Linked DNA regions of Homo sapiens: region 2 is linked to region 1. Evidence: chromatin loops called from intact Hi-C (ENCODE). Cell type or tissue: upper lobe of right lung. All regions are shown on one strand.

Region 1 (8,000 bases):
CCCCTGCCCTGGCCCAGGTTCAAAGCGCCAAGTAGCCACAACTCAGAATGCCTGCACGTTCCCCTCCTAGCCTTATATCTTCTCTCTGGTTTCCTCCCACGACAGTTTGACTTTGGGGACACCATGGTCCACCAGGCCATCCACACCATCGAGTACTGCCTGGGCTGCATCTCCAACACTGCCTCCTACTTGCGGCTCTGGGCCCTCAGCCTCGCTCATGCGCGTGAGTACCTCTCTCCGGGCTCCGGAACTCTAGTTTCCCCCTCTGTGGGCGCACTGTCAGTTGGGGGGCTTAAGTCAAATGGAAATTACATGAAGGTTCTGGAATTATTCAGGTTCCTGAACCCAAGGAGAATGAGTACAGACAGGAGGCTCAGCACTTGTGCCAGGTTAGCTCTGCATGGTGGTCCCACTAAGGCAGTGGGAAGCCAGGATCCAGGGAACCCTAGAGCAGGGGGATGGCAGAGCAAAATTCATGGCCTACAGCTGCCTCTTGCCAAACTGCACTGGATTTTGTGTCTCCCATTCCCCAGAGCTGTCTGAGGTGCTTTGGACCATGGTGATCCACATCGGCCTGAGCGTGAAGAGCTTGGCGGGAGGTTTGGTGCTGTTCTTCTTCTTCACTGCCTTTGCCACCCTGACCGTGGCCATCCTCCTGATCATGGAGGGCCTCTCGGCCTTTCTCCACGCACTGCGCTTACACTGGTGAGGGGCAGTGGGGCAGGGCGGGCATGGGGGTGGATGTGTCCTTAGCTGCGGTGAGAGGGCAGCTTTTCTCCCACACACAGCCCTGCAGCTCTGTGCAGGAAAGATGAGCTGGCCCTGCACTAGCTTCACCTCAGGACACCCCAGCACCGGCATTGCCACAGAGTTTCGGAAAATGGTCACAGAAAAGCACAGCTCAGCCTTCCCTAGGCTCTAGGGAGATGTCCCTGGTGAGTGGTGTCAGGTCCCGCTCCCTGCCTTTAGCTGTCCCCAGTGCTCCTGATTTTGGCTTAAAGGGGCTGCTGGGGTCTTAGGGTTTCTGGTTTTCTCTCTGATGTGTAACTCTTCTGTCTTCAGAACAGTGGAAGCAGCTCTGGAATGTATGTTAAGTGCAGGAAAGGCTAGAACACGCTGCACCCCAGCTTTATCCTCTTTGTTCTGTCATTGTGCCAGGGGTCTTTGAGTTGGACCCCTGGCAGCTCCATTGTGGACCGGAGGGATTCCTGGCTCTATAGGGTGGAGGTCGGTACACTCACGCAGCTTCTTCACATGGGCAGGTTTGGGGTGGTTCTGTTTGTTTTCTTTAATGAAGCTTGTGACTCTTAATGGCTGTGTGTGGAGAGAGCATGAGTTCAGCCTCTGGGACTGGGAGAGCGGGGGTGTGGTCTGGGCTGTGACCACCTCAAACCAGCGTTGCCAGATGTAGCACATAAAAGTACAGTTTGGCTGGGCACGGTGGCTCATGCCTGTAATCCTAGCACTTTGGGAGGCTAAGGCAGGTGAATCACCTGAGGTCAGGAATTCGAGACCAGCCTGGCCAACATGGTAAAACCCCGTCTCTACTAAATATACAAAAATTAGCCAGGTGTGGTGGCACGTGCCTGTAATCCCAGCTACTCAGGAGGCTGAGGCAGGAAAGAATCTCTTAAACCCAGGAGGCAGGGGTTGCAGTGAGCTGAGATTGTGCCACTGCACTCCAGCCTGGGCAACAGAGCGAGACTCTGTCTCAAAAAAAAAAAAAAAAAAATAGGGGAGGGGTTGGGGGCCAGGCACGGTGGTTCACTCCTGTAATCCCAGCACTTTGGGAGGCCGAGGCGGGTGGATCACCTGAGGTGGGGAGTTCGAGACCAGCCTGACCAACATGGAGAAACGCTGTCTCTACTAAAAATACAAAAACATTAGCCGGGCATGGTGGTGCATGCCTGGAATCTCAGCTACTTGGGAGGCTGAGGCAGGAGAATCGCTTGAACCCAGGAAGTGGAGGTTGCATTGAGCCAAGATCGCGCCATTGTACTCCAGCCTGGGCAACAAGAGTGAAACTCGGTCTCAAAAAATAAAAATACAGGGTGTATTTCACATAAACAACAAATAATTTTTTTAGTATGAGTATTTCCCAAATGTGCATGGGATATGCTTATACTAAAAACTGGGGCAGTCTGTATTTTCTGTGGCTGTTCCACCTCAGACTCCACTTCTTTGGGTCTCTATTTTCTCCTTTATGTTGTGATTCTCTTTTTGGGGGTCTCAAAACCCCAATGTCTCTGGAAGTTCTGGCCCCTCTCCCCAGAGGAGCACTCACACACTTCTCCTGTTTTACAAGCATAGGGGTCTGACTCACTGGTGTGCCTTAGAGGCCCCTGGATGGGATGCTCTGTGGTGTTCATGATCTCAAGGCCAGAAGAGGACTATGAATGTCTCTCTTCGTTCTCAAAACCTGAAGAAAATCCAGCATCTGAACCTGAGAAACTCATTCCCCACTCCCCTTTATCTTTGATTATTCTCATGGCTGGGTGACCCCTGAGCCTCCTCAAAGATTCAGCTGTGGGTTTTTCTGAATGATGGGCGGAGAGTGAGGCATGGAAGGGCAAGACGTGGCTAGGGTGCACTCTTCTTCAAAAGCCCTGCTGCGTCAGTAGACCTGGCTTCCTCTGGCCTGGCTCTCTCCCTCCTGGCCTCCCTCCTCCCCACCCAGCTCATCTGGCTGGCCTCCCTGTTCTAAGCTTATCAGCCGACCCCCGCAAGCACACTTCCTCAGCCCTCCTCAGTGCACGAGAACCTCTGAGGACTCACTTTTTCTTGCCCCTTGGCCTCCTTTCTTTTCTTTTCACTCCTGTCTCTTGAGCCCTGGGTTTGAGGGAACAGTGACCACCTCACCTTGATTCCAGCCCACGTGGGTAGCCGGTCATCTCCCTGGGCAGGGCGGGAGCAAGGCACTGTTGCAGAGCAAGGCCGCCTGGGCTTGAGCCTCATTTTGTTGCCAGAAGATTGCTTCCTCCTCAGGCTCACCTGTGGCCTCCCCGTGTCTTCCCAGGTCCCCCTGAACTGAAGTGATGAGTGGCAGGACAGCAGGCTCCGGAATTGGGCGACCTGGGTTGGAATTCCAGCACTGTCACACCAGGCAGGGAACCTGAGCAGAACATTCACTGCCAAGATTACTGTGAGCAAGTAGGAAGTAATGCACACACCAAGTGCTGCCACAGCAAAAGCAGGTGCTCTAGGATGGGTAGTGGCTGCTCTGCTTAAAAGTGGGATGCCCTTACTGGGTGCGATGGCTCACACCTATAATCCCAGCATTCTGGGAGGCTGAGGCAGGCAGATCACCTGAGGTCAGGAGTTCGAGACCAGCCTGGACAACATGGTGAAACCCCATCTCTACTAAAAATGCAAACATTAGCTGGGCGTGATGGTGGGCGCCTGTAATCCCAGCTACTCGGGAGGCTGAGGCAAGAGAATCGCTTGAACCCAGGAGATGGAGGTTGCAGTGAGCCAAGATCGCGCCACTGCACTGCAACCTGGGCGACAGACCGAGACTCCGTCTCAAAACAACAACAACAACAACAACAACAAAAAAACCTGGGATGCCCTAGAGAGAGGGTGTCTGCCTGGGGTCCCCCATAAAAAGACTGCTTTTAGCCTGTCTAGAGTGAGAGAAGACCCCAGAGGAGGCAGAGGATACCATCAGAATGCCCTCAGGTGCTGTTTGCAAGGAACAGCCTCCCCATATATGTCGTATTTATTTTGGCAATAGGAGTATTGGGTAGGAGAGGAAAAAACAGTGCAAACCTCCTTTGTGCAACTTCCAGAATCTCGTCTTTGGAGGGCTGTTCCCGTGACACGAGTGGGGCGCCTCCCCCACCACTAAAACAGAAGTGAATGAAATTGGTGCTTGTGCGCCCCCTCCTGGCAAAATGCGGCTGTGCGTCCAGGATGCCTGGATCTTCCCTGTGGCCCAGGACTGCAGGAGGCGTTCTGAGCTGTGGCCCTCTTACCAGGGGTGGAGCCTCTGGGGCTGCTGAACCAGCTGTAGGGATGGTGCTGCTGTTCTTCCTGGCATCCATCCTAGGCATCTTCATACCTCCCACTTTATCCCTGCTGTTTCCTGATTCAAGGGCTGCCCCATTATACAAGTTCTGGTCTCCTCAGTGGGGACAATAAGAAAAACATTTGATTCGATAACATATAAACCACTAGTGTGAGATTCATGCAGCATCATAGGAAGGGGGGTGATGTGTTTGAAAACAGTGAGCAGGCTAATGTATTAATCTGCTAATTCTGTCTCCTGAGTTTTCTCTCTTTTCCTCCCTCCTGCCACATGAAGTGTGCTTGGCTTCTTACCTACCATAATTAGACATCTTTTCTTCCTCAGAGAAGGCATGAGACAGGGATTTGATTGTAGTTATCACTGTAAACATCAAACTGATTTTTATGCAGAACTATTGCCCCAGGGCATACCTTCCAAGGAACCTGGTCTCTCCTTACCTAGCGAATTCCACATACACATAGATGTACACCTACCTGTACACTCACAGATTGGGTGGTGATTAAAGGGACAGAATCGGGGACCAGCTTCTTGTTAGGAATGCAGTGTTGCCACGGCATGACAGCATGGAGCAGTTGAGGGAATGGCTGCCCAGGAGAACTCAGAACTCTTGAAATGTAGTTCCAGGCTGCCATCATTGCCCTGATATTCAGGCCGTCAGACAGATGTGTGTTGTAGGCCCTGAACGGCACAGAGAGTGGCAGAACAGGCTACATAAACAGCTCAGCCCAGAATTGTCTTTCCAGACTGCCTGCCCTCAGTCACAACCCCCACCAGGGAAGGGAAGCGGCCCCAAGACTCCTTCCTCCTTCACCCACTCGAGGAAACAGAGTTCCTGTTACGTGGCATGAATGATGTCTTTTGGCCCCAGTTAATCCCTCTGAGTCACCAGGTGGCCTTTGCCAAGTGCTGGAGCTGGAAGAGATGATAGAGACACTCATCTGGCGTCCTGAGGCTCTCCTCACAGCTGTTGAATTCTAGAGGTGCATTTCAGTGTCTTGGGGCATGGCAAGACTTTGGAGGCTCCCTGAGCAGAGCAGTGGAGATGCCCAAAAAGAAGGAAGAACCTAGGATGGCAGATGGGGCCCCCCTTGCCCTGGGGAACTTCATGTTTGTACTTTCTCAGGAAGCACACATTTCCCCAGTTCAGCGGGAGAGAGTGGGGAGACTAGCAGGGAAATTGCTTTCCAGCTTTGTGCTGGGTGGTTGGGGTGAGGGTGGCCACGGAAGGAGGTGAAATCAGGCTGACCTCAAGATAGACCCAAGATGTCCCAGTTCTGGCCGCTCTAAGTCTCTAAAGCAGCAGCTGGTGGGAGGGGCAGTATTGGGCAGTATGTCAGGGAGGCCACCTGTCTGCTCACACAGTACAATTGATGTGCCCCTCCCAGGCATATATCCCTCTTCCTCCTTGCTGGGCCCCCATGGGTAGATAAGGTGACTGGAGGGGTGCCAAGAAAAGGGCGGTGCCCCCACAGGCATCTGAAAACAAAGCTGCTGCTCCATTTGCCCAGTTTGAAGATTAGAATGGTTTTGTGATTAGCCAGGAGGGGGTGGGGGTCAGAGTTCTGGACACCTCACTGGAGTCGGGGGTCAGCATACCCTACCAAGGCTGACATTCACTCCTAGGTAATGGCCTGGGACCCTCAGGTGACTTGTCCACTCTCTGGCTATGTATTGTTGAATGAAAAGGGGACATGTAAATCTCGTTTCAGCTGTTCTGAAATAACCCTTGCCACATGGGAACACAGTCTATTCAACATGAAGAATTCAAACCTAACACAAGTGGGTGAGAAGCAGGAACCCACTGCTAGGCCCCACCGCGTTCCCTCAGAGGTGGTCTCAGTAGCTGGAACTTGGAGAAGTAGTTTTGGTGGGGTGTTGGGACGTGGGTGAATCCAGGTCCTGGTTTGGAATTGCTCTGGTGGGAACCGTCAGCTAACGTCAGTTGGAAGCTCTGTGTCCTCCCCCTCCTGAGTCCTGTTTTTCCTGGAGGACCTTGGCCCACCCCTGTGGAATGTGGGGATGTGGGGAAGAAAGCTGACTGCTTTTACTCCCACTCAGAAAATTCGGTTGCGCTCTTCTTCAAGGGGGTGCTCCTCAGCCTGCACCCCAGTGAAGGGGCCTCTGAGGAACTCCCAGTGCCACTGGCAAACAGTCTGTAACCTTTGGGCCCCAGCCACCTCCCAGCCCCTGTTCTCTTAATTCCTGCCTTCTTGGCTTGGAGGGAGGAATCTCCATTTGTAAAAGCTGAGTTAGGGAACTAGAGGGTTCCTGAAGCTTTAAAGCGCCTCAAAGCCCTCACCCTGCACGTGACCTGTCACCTGGAGCCTGCCCCAGCCCCCACGCCTGCCTGTTCTTATAGGGGCTCCGGTGCCTCCAGGGTCACACAGCACCATGTGGAAACTATTCCTCAGGGCAGCTCTCCTTGGCCTTTTTATCCCCTGAATCATGCATTTTTCTGCCCTTATTTGGTGTGGTTTGGTTGCTGGGCAGCTGTCCAGGGTGAGTTTGCAGGAGGAAGCACAGCCAAGCAGCCTCGCTCTGCTTATGGGACAGTCTTCCTCCCACCCTCCCTGAGAGTGAAAGGGCCCCACAGAGACCATCAGGCATGGATGCTGAACTGCTGGGAAGGGAGCTCAGGCTTTTTCTTTTTAGTCCCCAAGAGAAGAATTCTTTCTCAGATGTTTTTGTGGTTGGAGAATATTTTTGCCATTGCTTTGAGAAGACTTCCCCTCCTAACTCCCCCTCTTTCCTTGGAATTTCCTTCCTTAAATGGAAAGCCTTCAACATTCACTCCAAGCTCGCCCTTTTGCTCCCCCAAGGAAAAATAACAAGCAAACAGAGGTGCTTGCCCAGTGTCTCTGGAGGGGCTTCCCTTAGAGGTGGGCTGTGTGATCCCCTGCCAGGAGGGGGCGATGGGGGCCACTTGTTCATTAACGATGTTAGGCTCAAGGTAACTGAACTTTTTTTGCACATGCCTCTCTGCAGAGAGTTGTGCATAAACACACTGCTCGGCAGGACAGAGCAAGATTGGGAACTGAGGGCAAATCCCTTCCTCCGTGCGTCGAACTCTTGATCCCAGGCCTTAAAAGTGGGATCTCTGCACTCTGGGCTTTCTCTAGCTTCCCCAGGGAAGGGAGGCTCGGGGTGAGGTGGGCACGGGGCATCTTTCCTGCCCAACTGTGAAGTCCTAAAAAGCTTCACAAAGTTTCTATTGAATGACAGCTTTCTTCTTCTCTTTCTCCAGGGTTGAGTTCCAGAATAAATTCTACAGCGGGACCGGTTTCAAGTTCTTACCCTTCTCCTTCGAGCATATTCGGGAAGGGAAGTTTGAAGAGTGAGTCCCTGTGAGGGCCGTGTGCCCCATGCTACCCTCCCCGCCTCCCTCCACAGTGATCAGCTGTGCCTCTCTGCCTGTTGGTTGTGATCTGTGGGCACCAGCTCATTCGTGTCACCCTGTCTGTGAGTCATTTAGATAGAATAGTCCTCCTTGGGTCTCCCACCACCCCTAGCTTTGTGTGTAGTGTAGTGATTTTCTGGCTGTCACTCATACTCACTGGGCACCAGCCTTGCCCTCTTAGCCTCCATCCATCCAGACAGCCCTTCCCACCTCCTGGTGGTGAGCCAGTCTGCATTCCCACGCCATCCCAAAGCCCTTTCATCTTCCCCGTGCATTGTAGATGGAAGGAGCACCCATGCCATTCACATCTAGACTTTGAGTTCCCTGCATCTGCCACCGTAGTTTCTAGCAGGAGTAGTGGGGGGAGTAATACAGATTCTTCCCTAGAAGGGGACACTGGTAACATGTCCCACTCTTGGATTAGCAGGGGTGGGTCCAGGAAGATGATATTTGCGTCTTTTGCCCACCCCCCTGGCATTCAGCTGGACCCAACTAGGCCATCATGAGTGGCTTCTCCCTGTCATCCCCAGGGGTCATAGGATATCTACACCGCCTTTCTGACCCCACCCTGCACTC
Region 2 (8,000 bases), 220 kb before region 1:
ATGCCTCAGCCTCCTCAGTAGCTGGGACTACAGACATGCACCACCATGCCTGGCTAATTTTTTTTTTTTGTAGTTTTAGTAGATACAGGGTTGTGCCGTGTTGTCCAGGCTGGTTGCAACCTCTAGCCTCGAGTGATCTGCCTGCCTCGGCCTCCCAAAGTGCTAGGATTATAGGCGTGAGCCACGGTGCCCAGCCAATACTGACAGGATAATTCTAAGAGAATTTCCCCTCATCTGAATCTATCCCAGACTGGCCCTAGAAGAAGGGCAGCTCCTTCTGAGAATGGAAACGGAAGATTTTGGGCGGTTATTCCTACCCAAGTCCTTAGACTGTCGACAGTATTTCTGATCCCGTGCCTGGCTTTTCTGTTTCCTGTGCATGGTGGCGGATTAGGTTTGGATTCAGGTTGGGTTTGGATCTATCATGCAGTGTCTTCTCAGTCCCATTTGTCAAGTTCACTCAGCAGAAACACAGACTATTGATCTGCTTTTGCCAGGGAAGGCTCAGCTGCCTCCAGTGGAGTAGGGAAATTGCTTCCCGTCTCCCTGGCCTCCTTCCTAAAAGCTTCTGCAAATTTCCAGGAGAGCCCTAAGTGGGTCCCTTGCATAGGAAGGCTGGGCCCAGGTGTTGGGATCACCACCACCCTCCCTGTGGCTGGGCAGGATACCCGAGGTAGCCGTGCAGACACCTCGGATCTGTCCGTGCCTGGATGATCCTCTTCCTGCTCGATACCTGCAGTGAGATTGGAGCCATATTTCTGAGTTCTAGCTCTGGGCTGTTCCTGGCTACATAGAGTTGCTTTTGTCTGTCCCAGCTTGTGCATCCCATGGGTCAGGGCTGGGGTCAGAGTGACGTGGCCCTCAGGGGCCAGCCAGGAGCTCGACCAAGACATGCTGGTGCGCGCATCTTCTGACTCAGCTCAAGCAAGGACGCTGGGCTGTTGAGAAGGTGATGGGAAGGGATTAATAGTCCCAGTGTGGTGGAGACGGGCTGTCGCTGGGAGGGTGGGGTGGGCCTGCGGTGGTGGTTGTAACTGTGGACATGTTTACTTTCTTAGCCTGGGTTATTGATACACAGGCGCCCTTGTGTTCCACATCCCCTGTGTCTTACGTATTTCATAATGGATACTTTTTTTTTTTTGAGATGGAGTCTTGCTCTGTTGCCTTGGCTGGAGTGCAGTGGTGCTCTCGGCTCACTGCAACCTTTAACCCCGGGTTCAAGCAATTCTCCTGCCTCAGCCTCCTAAGTAGCTGGGATTACAGGCATGCGCCACCATGCCCAGCTAATTTTTGTATTTTTAGTAGAGACAGGGTCTTGCCATGTTGGCCAGGCTGGTCTCGAACTCTTGACCTCAAGTGATCTGCCTGTCTCAGCCTCCCAAAGTGCTGGGATTACAGGCGTAAGCCACCGAGCCTGGCACATGATGGATACTTTTTTTTTTTTTTTTTTAGACAGAGTCTAGCTCTGTCGCCCAGGCTGGAGTGCAGTGGCCCAATCTCGGCTCACTGCAAGCTCCACCTTCTGGGTTCACGCCATTCTCCTGCCTCAGCCTCCCTAGTAGCTGGAACTACAGGCACCCGCCACCATGCCCGGCTAATTTTTTGTGTTTTTAGTAGAGATGGGGTTTCACTGTGTTAGCCAGGATGGTCTCTAGCCAGGATGGTCTCGATCACCTGACCTCGTGATCTGCCCGCCTCAGTCTCCCAAAGTGCTGGGATTACAGGCGTGAGCCACTGCGCCCAGCCCCATGATGGATACTTTTTAAAAGCTAGTGAGGCCTGACTTATTCCCTGTCCCGCCATCAATGAGACTCCTCACAGATGGTGTGGAGGGAAGCCGCCTCCCTTCGGCCTCCCTTTCCTGAGAGAATCTTGGTGGCTCTGCATCCCCAGTGGCCCTGGACACGCTCTCCCTCTGCGGTCTGTCTATCTGTCTGTCTCCCCTGGTTGGTCGGCTGGGCTCACAGTGAGCCCACCTGGACAAACATGCTGGGCCCCTTCCAGCCCCTCAAGAATCTCATCCTCCCCTGAGGAGGGACTGCTGTGCTCAGGGACGAGACAGAGCCGCCGGGGCTGGGGTTCCCTGAAGAGGCCTTGCTGCGGGAGGGATGGGGCCGAGCAGCTGCTTGTCTCTGTCACCTCTTCTCTCTGTCCTGTTCCCCGTTAACCAAGAAGCACGAACCTCACACAGAGCTCACCCATGTCAGGCAGCTTTCTGGCATCTTCCATGTCCTCATGTATTTAATCTTCAAGCACCCCACTGAGGCAGGTGCTGAGAATCTCCCGTTTTACACGTGGGGAAGCTGAGGCACAGGAAAGGAAAGCGATTTGCCCAGGTTCACCTGCAGTCAAGGGCATGGGCACACTTACACCCCAGACAGCCTGGACCCATGCTGGGACGCGAGAAGAGGGCTGGCAGCCCTGTGAGGCAGGCGGGCAGGAGGCAGGCAGGCCTCCTCCCCAGCTGCCCCAGCACCCGTGTGCCCCCAGAGGGGACGGCTCAGAGTCAGGAGGCTGGTGAGCAGGGCCCAGAGGCGCCTCCTGAGGCGCCATTCATCTTGGCCCCCCTGGCTGTCAGGAACCCCGACTTGCTCTTGATGCAGTGTCTGAGCCTGGGAGGGTCTCGCTCCAGAACAGGTGAGTGGGCTTCTCTAGGCCTCCTGTTGGACACTAGGAGGTGATGGTCATGGTTTCCTCTTCTCTCCTCTAGCTCAGTTTGCCCAGCTGGCCCAGCTGAGCCCCCAGGAGCGTCTGAGCCGGGAGACGGCCCTCCAGCAGAAGCAGGTGTCTCTGGAGGCCTGGTTGCAGCGTGAGGCACAGACACTGCAGCAGTACCGCGTGGTGAGTGGGGTCCTGGGCCTCTCCTGGGCGTGGGTGCCATGAAGTCAGTCTCTGGGGACCCGAGGGAGGGCTGGGACCAGCATGAGAGCAGAACCTGGGAGGGCAGGAGGCCTTTTTTCCTGGGGGCCTTGCGAGGCAGAGCAGCTTGGGGAGAGGGAACGGCCTGGGCCCTGCCCTGCCATTTCCCAGCGAGGCCCTGCGGTGTTCTCTGGGAGCCCAGAAGGGGCTGCTCTCCTCCCTTCCCTCAGGAGCTGGCCGAGAAGCACCAGAAGACCCTGCAGCTGCTGCGGAAGCAGCAGACCATCATCCTGGATGACGAGCTGATCCAGTGGAAGCGGCGGCAGCAGCTGGCCGGGAACGGCGGGCCCCCCGAGGGCAGCCTGGACGTGCTACAGTCCTGGTAATGGTGTGGGGCGGCCAGCGGGCAGGGCAGGAGGGGCTGGTGGGGACCCCGGCTGCTTCTGCGTCCTGTGCTGGCTCCTGCAGCAGGCCCCCTCCATCCTGGGACAGCTCTTGTTTCTCCAGGGAGCCTGGTTCCTCAATCAGACTTTGGTCCCCATCCTGTGCACCTCCCCCAGGAAGGGGGCTGCTGTCCTGGGGGTGGGATGGGGCTCGGGTGTGTGGGGTGATGCTTGGGCTGTTTGGGCCTAGTCAGGGTCGCCCCTCCTGTGTACGTCTCTAATTCTGGGAGGCAGGGAGCTCTGCTCTTCCCATGGGTGGGAAGTGTGGCGAAAGCACAGAGCCTTCCTGGGGGAACGGGAGCTGTGTCTTGGGGCCTGGCGTCTGTGAGGAGAAGCCATTGTCCTCCTGTTGGCCTTGGGGCTCTCGTGCAGGTGTGAGAAGTTGGCCGAGATCATCTGGCAGAACCGGCAGCAGATCCGCAGGGCTGAGCACCTCTGCCAGCAGCTGCCCATCCCCGGCCCAGTGGAGGAGATGCTGGCCGAGGTCAACGCCACCATCACGGACATTATCTCAGCCCTGGTGACCAGGTGACTGCTGCCTGTTTGCCATGCCCAGGAGCTTGGGGCAGCTCCTGCCTGCGTGGGGGGAGCTGCAGGTGCCTTCCAGACCAGCAGATCCACTTCCTGCCTCTCATCCCTCCCAACTCCATCTCCAGTTGCTGTGGCTGCTAGGTGCCGCCCTTGCCCAGTTTCTCCTGTGGACACTGCAAGAGATACCCTGGGCCGCAGCCCATGCCAGCTGCTGTGTTATCTCACTCCCCTCTCCATCCTCTCCCTGGACTCTCACAGCTTCCCCGGGAACAGAGGTTGTGCCCGAGCTCATCACCTCCTGAGCCCCATGGGAGGCAGCCCCACCCCCACCACAGAGGGACTGAGAGCCCTTTCCCCTGCGCCAACCCCTCATCGTGTGTCTGTCCCTGTGTCCCATGCAGCACATTCATCATTGAGAAGCAGCCTCCTCAGGTCCTGAAGACCCAGACCAAGTTTGCAGCCACCGTACGCCTGCTGGTGGGCGGGAAGCTGAACGTGCACATGAATCCCCCCCAGGTGAAGGCCACCATCATCAGTGAGCAGCAGGCCAAGTCTCTGCTTAAAAATGAGAACACCCGCAAGTAATTGTGCCTCTCCCTTCCCCTGCCCAAGCTTAGGTGTGGGGGACCTGCACCCCCCGCTTTGTCCTTGCATCCAGCTATGTCTTGTCCCCTAGTTCACCGTGTTGCCCAGGCTGGTCTCGAACTCCTGGACTCATGCAGTCTTCCCACCTCAGCCTCCCAAAGTGCTGAGTTGATAGGCGTGAGCCACCACACCCAGCCGAGTATCCGTTCTTTACCCTGGGGATGGTGTGGCTGCCGGAGAGCTGAGGCTCACTGCCACTGCCCAGCATTGTGAGAGACTATCACACCACTTTCTCCTGAAAGTGTATTGCTTCACACCATTGTAAATTCAAACAATCATGTCAAACCATCATTAAATCTGGGACAGATGGTACACTGCCTTCCTCCTACTCAGATGCCTTCCCTGTCCCTGCAACAAGCTTGGTGCTAGGCTAGATGCCGTGGCTTACCCCTGTAATCCCAGCACTTTGGGAGGCCACGGTCGGAGGATCACTTGAGCCCAAAAGTTTGAGTTGGACAATATAGGGAGACCCTCATCGCTACAAAAAGTTTTAAAATTAGCTGGGCATGGTGGTGCACGCACTTGTAGTCCCAGCTACTCGGGAAGCTGAGGTGGTAGGATCATTTGAGCCTAGGAATTTGATACTACAGTGAGGTATGATTGTGCCATGGCACTCTACCCTGGGCAACAGGGTGAGACCCTGTCTCCAAAAAAATCACACAAAGTATGGTGTTGTAGCTGTGTTCTAGAACCTGTGCTACGCACTGAGGACAAAACTGTGATCCCAACAGAACTGGGCTGTCTTCTCGCCCAGCCCCTTGAGCAGCAGAGCAGGCAGCAGATGCTGGGAAATGCCTGATGGTGTAGCCATGTGGCAGGGGGATGTGTAGGGCACCGAGAAAGGGGGTCTTCTTGCAGGATTAAAGAAATGACAGTCTTAGGCTCCTGGTGGAATTGGAGGTAGCTAGTGATAGGGAGGGAAGTAGCAGAGAGGGAGGACTTTCAGGCAGAGCCCATGTGCCACATCCTGAGGGAAGAGTACAGAGACATTATGTGTAGCAGAGAGTGGAGAAGTAGTGTCCAGTGTCAGGGCAGGCCACCCACAGCGTATGCAGGGGATGAATAAATGAGTGAATGAGTGATGTGGAAGACATGGCCCCATCCCTTGTCATCCAATTAAAAATGTTTACTGAGGCTGGGCGAGGTGGCTCACGCCTGTAATCCCAGCACTTTGGGAGGTAGAGGCAGGCAGATCACTTGAGGCCAGGAGTTCGAGACCAGCCTGGCCACCATGGTGAAACCCTGTCTCTACTAAAAATACAAAAATTAGCCAGGCTTGGTAACGTACACCTGTAGCTCCAGCTACTTGGACCTCTAGTCCTAACTACCAACTACTCTGAGGCAAGAAAATCACTTGAACCCGGAGGTGGACGTGGCAGTGAGCCAAGATTGTGCCACTGCACTCCAGCCTATGACAGAGCAAGACTCTGTTTAAAAAAAAAAAAAAGGCCAGGCACAGTGGCTCACGCCTGTAATTCCAGCACTTTGGGAGGCCCAAGCGGGCGGATCATGAGGTCAGGAGTTCGAGACCAGCCTGGCCAACATGGTGAAACCCCGTCTCTACTAAAAATACAAAAATTAGCTGGGCATGGTGGTGGAAGCCTGTAATCCCAGCTACTCAGGAGGCTGAGGCAGGAGAATTCCTCAAACCCAGGAGGTGGAGGTTGCAGTGAGCCGAGACTGTGCCATTGCACTCCAGCCTGGGCAACAAAAGCAAGACTCTGTTTCAAAAAAAAAAGTTTACTGATTTCCTACCATGTGATCTGGGGTGAAGATGAAGACAAATGACCTTCTCACTGCCTTTGAGCTTGCATTGCAGCTGGGGAGACTGATGATAATACACTTTAAAAGATCAGGCAGGGCCAACCAGTGATAGACACTGGAAAAGAAGTTAAGACAGAGCAATCTAGGCTGGGCACAGTGGCTCACGCCTGTAATCCCAGCACTTTGAGAGGCTGAGGTGGAAGGATCGTTTGAGATCAGGAGTTCGAAACCAGCCTGAGTAACATGGCAAAATCCAATCTCTACTAAAAATACAAAAATTAGCCAGGTATGGTTGTGTGCGCCTGTAGTCCCAGCTACTTGGGAGGCTAAGGCAGTGGAATCACTTGAACCTGGGAGGTGGAGGTTGTGGTGAGCTGAGATTGCACCATCGCACTCCAGCCTGGGCAAAAAGAGCAAAGCTCTGTCTCAAAAAAAAAAAGAAAAAAGAGCAATCTGCTAGCGTTGGAGATGTGTTTAAGGCGGGGGTGAGGAAAGGTCAGCTTGGTAAGCTTCTCCAGATAAGTGGTCCAGGAAGGCCTTTCTGGGGAGCTATCTGGGCTGAGACCTGAAGGAGGAGAAGGCTAAGAGTGTTTGGGGTGACAGGAAGAGCAAGGGCCAATGTCCAAGCCTGGCATGTTCAGCAGACAGCCAGGGCCAACGGGGCTTGCATGTCCTGAGTGAGGGGAGAGGAATTCAGTGAGGCCAGGGGGGTGGGTAGGTGTTGACCATAGGGATCCTCAGAGACTGTGGTTGTGATTTTTATCTTAAGTGCATTAGAAGCTATTGGAAGTCCCCAAAGCCCTCACATCAATCTTGGTATCGAGGAATTTCTAATGATAGATCCAGACCTCACCACTGGAGACCTTGCCTTGGGTGCTGGGCACCAGGTTGATGGAGAAGTCAGTAACCCAGAAAGACGCCAAGAAACACTCTTAGGGGATACGGGGCAGGGGCTGCTGGCAGGGCTGACCTGAGCGAAGACCCCAGCCCGAGGTGTGGACAGGACCATGCTCCTGGCCTGGGGCCCATGTGGAGCTGGGACCCCCCTCTCCTTTGCAGCGAGTGCAGTGGTGAGATCCTGAACAACTGCTGCGTGATGGAGTACCACCAAGCCACGGGCACCCTCAGTGCCCACTTCAGGAACATGGTGAGGACGGGGCCCACCCTCGGAGGGCAGGTCTGCCCAGAGCTGAGTCCTTGTAAGCAGCCGCCATCTCCCTGTTCCCCTGTCACCTCCCACCCTGCAGTCACTGAAGAGGATCAAGCGTGCTGACCGGCGGGGTGCAGAGTCCGTGACAGAGGAGAAGTTCACAGTCCTGTTTGAGTCTCAGTTCAGTGTTGGCAGCAATGAGCTTGTGTTCCAGGTGAAGGTGAGACCCCCAGCCCTCCTGCCCCCACTGCTCCAGGTCACCCAAGAGGTGGAGGGGCCTGCCTCAGGACTCCTGGCAGCAATGCCATCGGACAGCCTGCTTTGACTCTGTGGGTCCCTGTTTGATAGGTTATAATCTGGGACTAACCCAGACAATTTAGGCAATGGGCTAAGAAGAAGTCGGTTGTAGTTTTTGTTTGTTTGCTTGTGCCTACATTTTGCTGGGAGGGGCTTGTGTTTGGAACTGTGGGTGAGGAAAGTGGGTTGGGACCAGGTGTGGTGGCTCTCACCTGTAATTCCAGCATTTTGGGAGGCAGAAGAGGGAGGACTGCTTGAGTCCAGGAGTTCAAGACTAGCCTGGGCAGCATAGTGAGAACCCGTATCTACAA

The links. Hi-C counts contacts between places; a loop is a spot of excess contacts. Peaks named below come from ENCODE experiments on the same cell type or tissue, not always from the same donor. Only the 100,000 strongest peaks of a DNase experiment are listed, where the experiment ranks them.
Region 2: a loop joins it to region 1, with 2.9 times the contacts of the local background. A loop is called at or near these places in 21 of 110 quality-filtered maps.

The regions. Positions count from the first base shown.
Region 1 is chr17:42,513,756-42,521,755 of GRCh38, forward strand. It overlaps ATP6V0A1 (ATPase H+ transporting V0 subunit a1), which reads left to right. Exons shown (of 22, transcript NM_001130021.3): 20 at 106-223; 21 at 534-705; 22 at 7,272-8,000. The coding sequence ends at 7,365. MIR5010 (microRNA 5010) reads left to right here and starts at 433; the gene lies at 433-552. RefSeq lists an enhancer at 2,852-3,351 and a silencer at 3,795-3,844. In upper lobe of right lung, CTCF peaks have their summits at 3,892 (motif pointing left) and 6,912 (motif pointing right); DNase peaks (open chromatin) are centred at 3,886, 4,836, 5,406, 6,506 and 1 weaker place; H3K27ac peaks cover 5,720 bases.
Region 2 is chr17:42,297,041-42,305,040 of GRCh38, forward strand. STAT5A (signal transducer and activator of transcription 5A) reads left to right here. Exons shown (of 19, transcript NM_001288718.2): 6 at 2,711-2,841; 7 at 3,090-3,241; 8 at 3,675-3,830; 9 at 4,235-4,414; 10 at 7,302-7,389; 11 at 7,490-7,612. Among named protein-coding and RNA genes, the nearest start is that of STAT5A, 13 kb to the left of the region's middle. In upper lobe of right lung, no CTCF peak of the experiment used is centred here; a DNase peak (open chromatin) is centred at 4,251.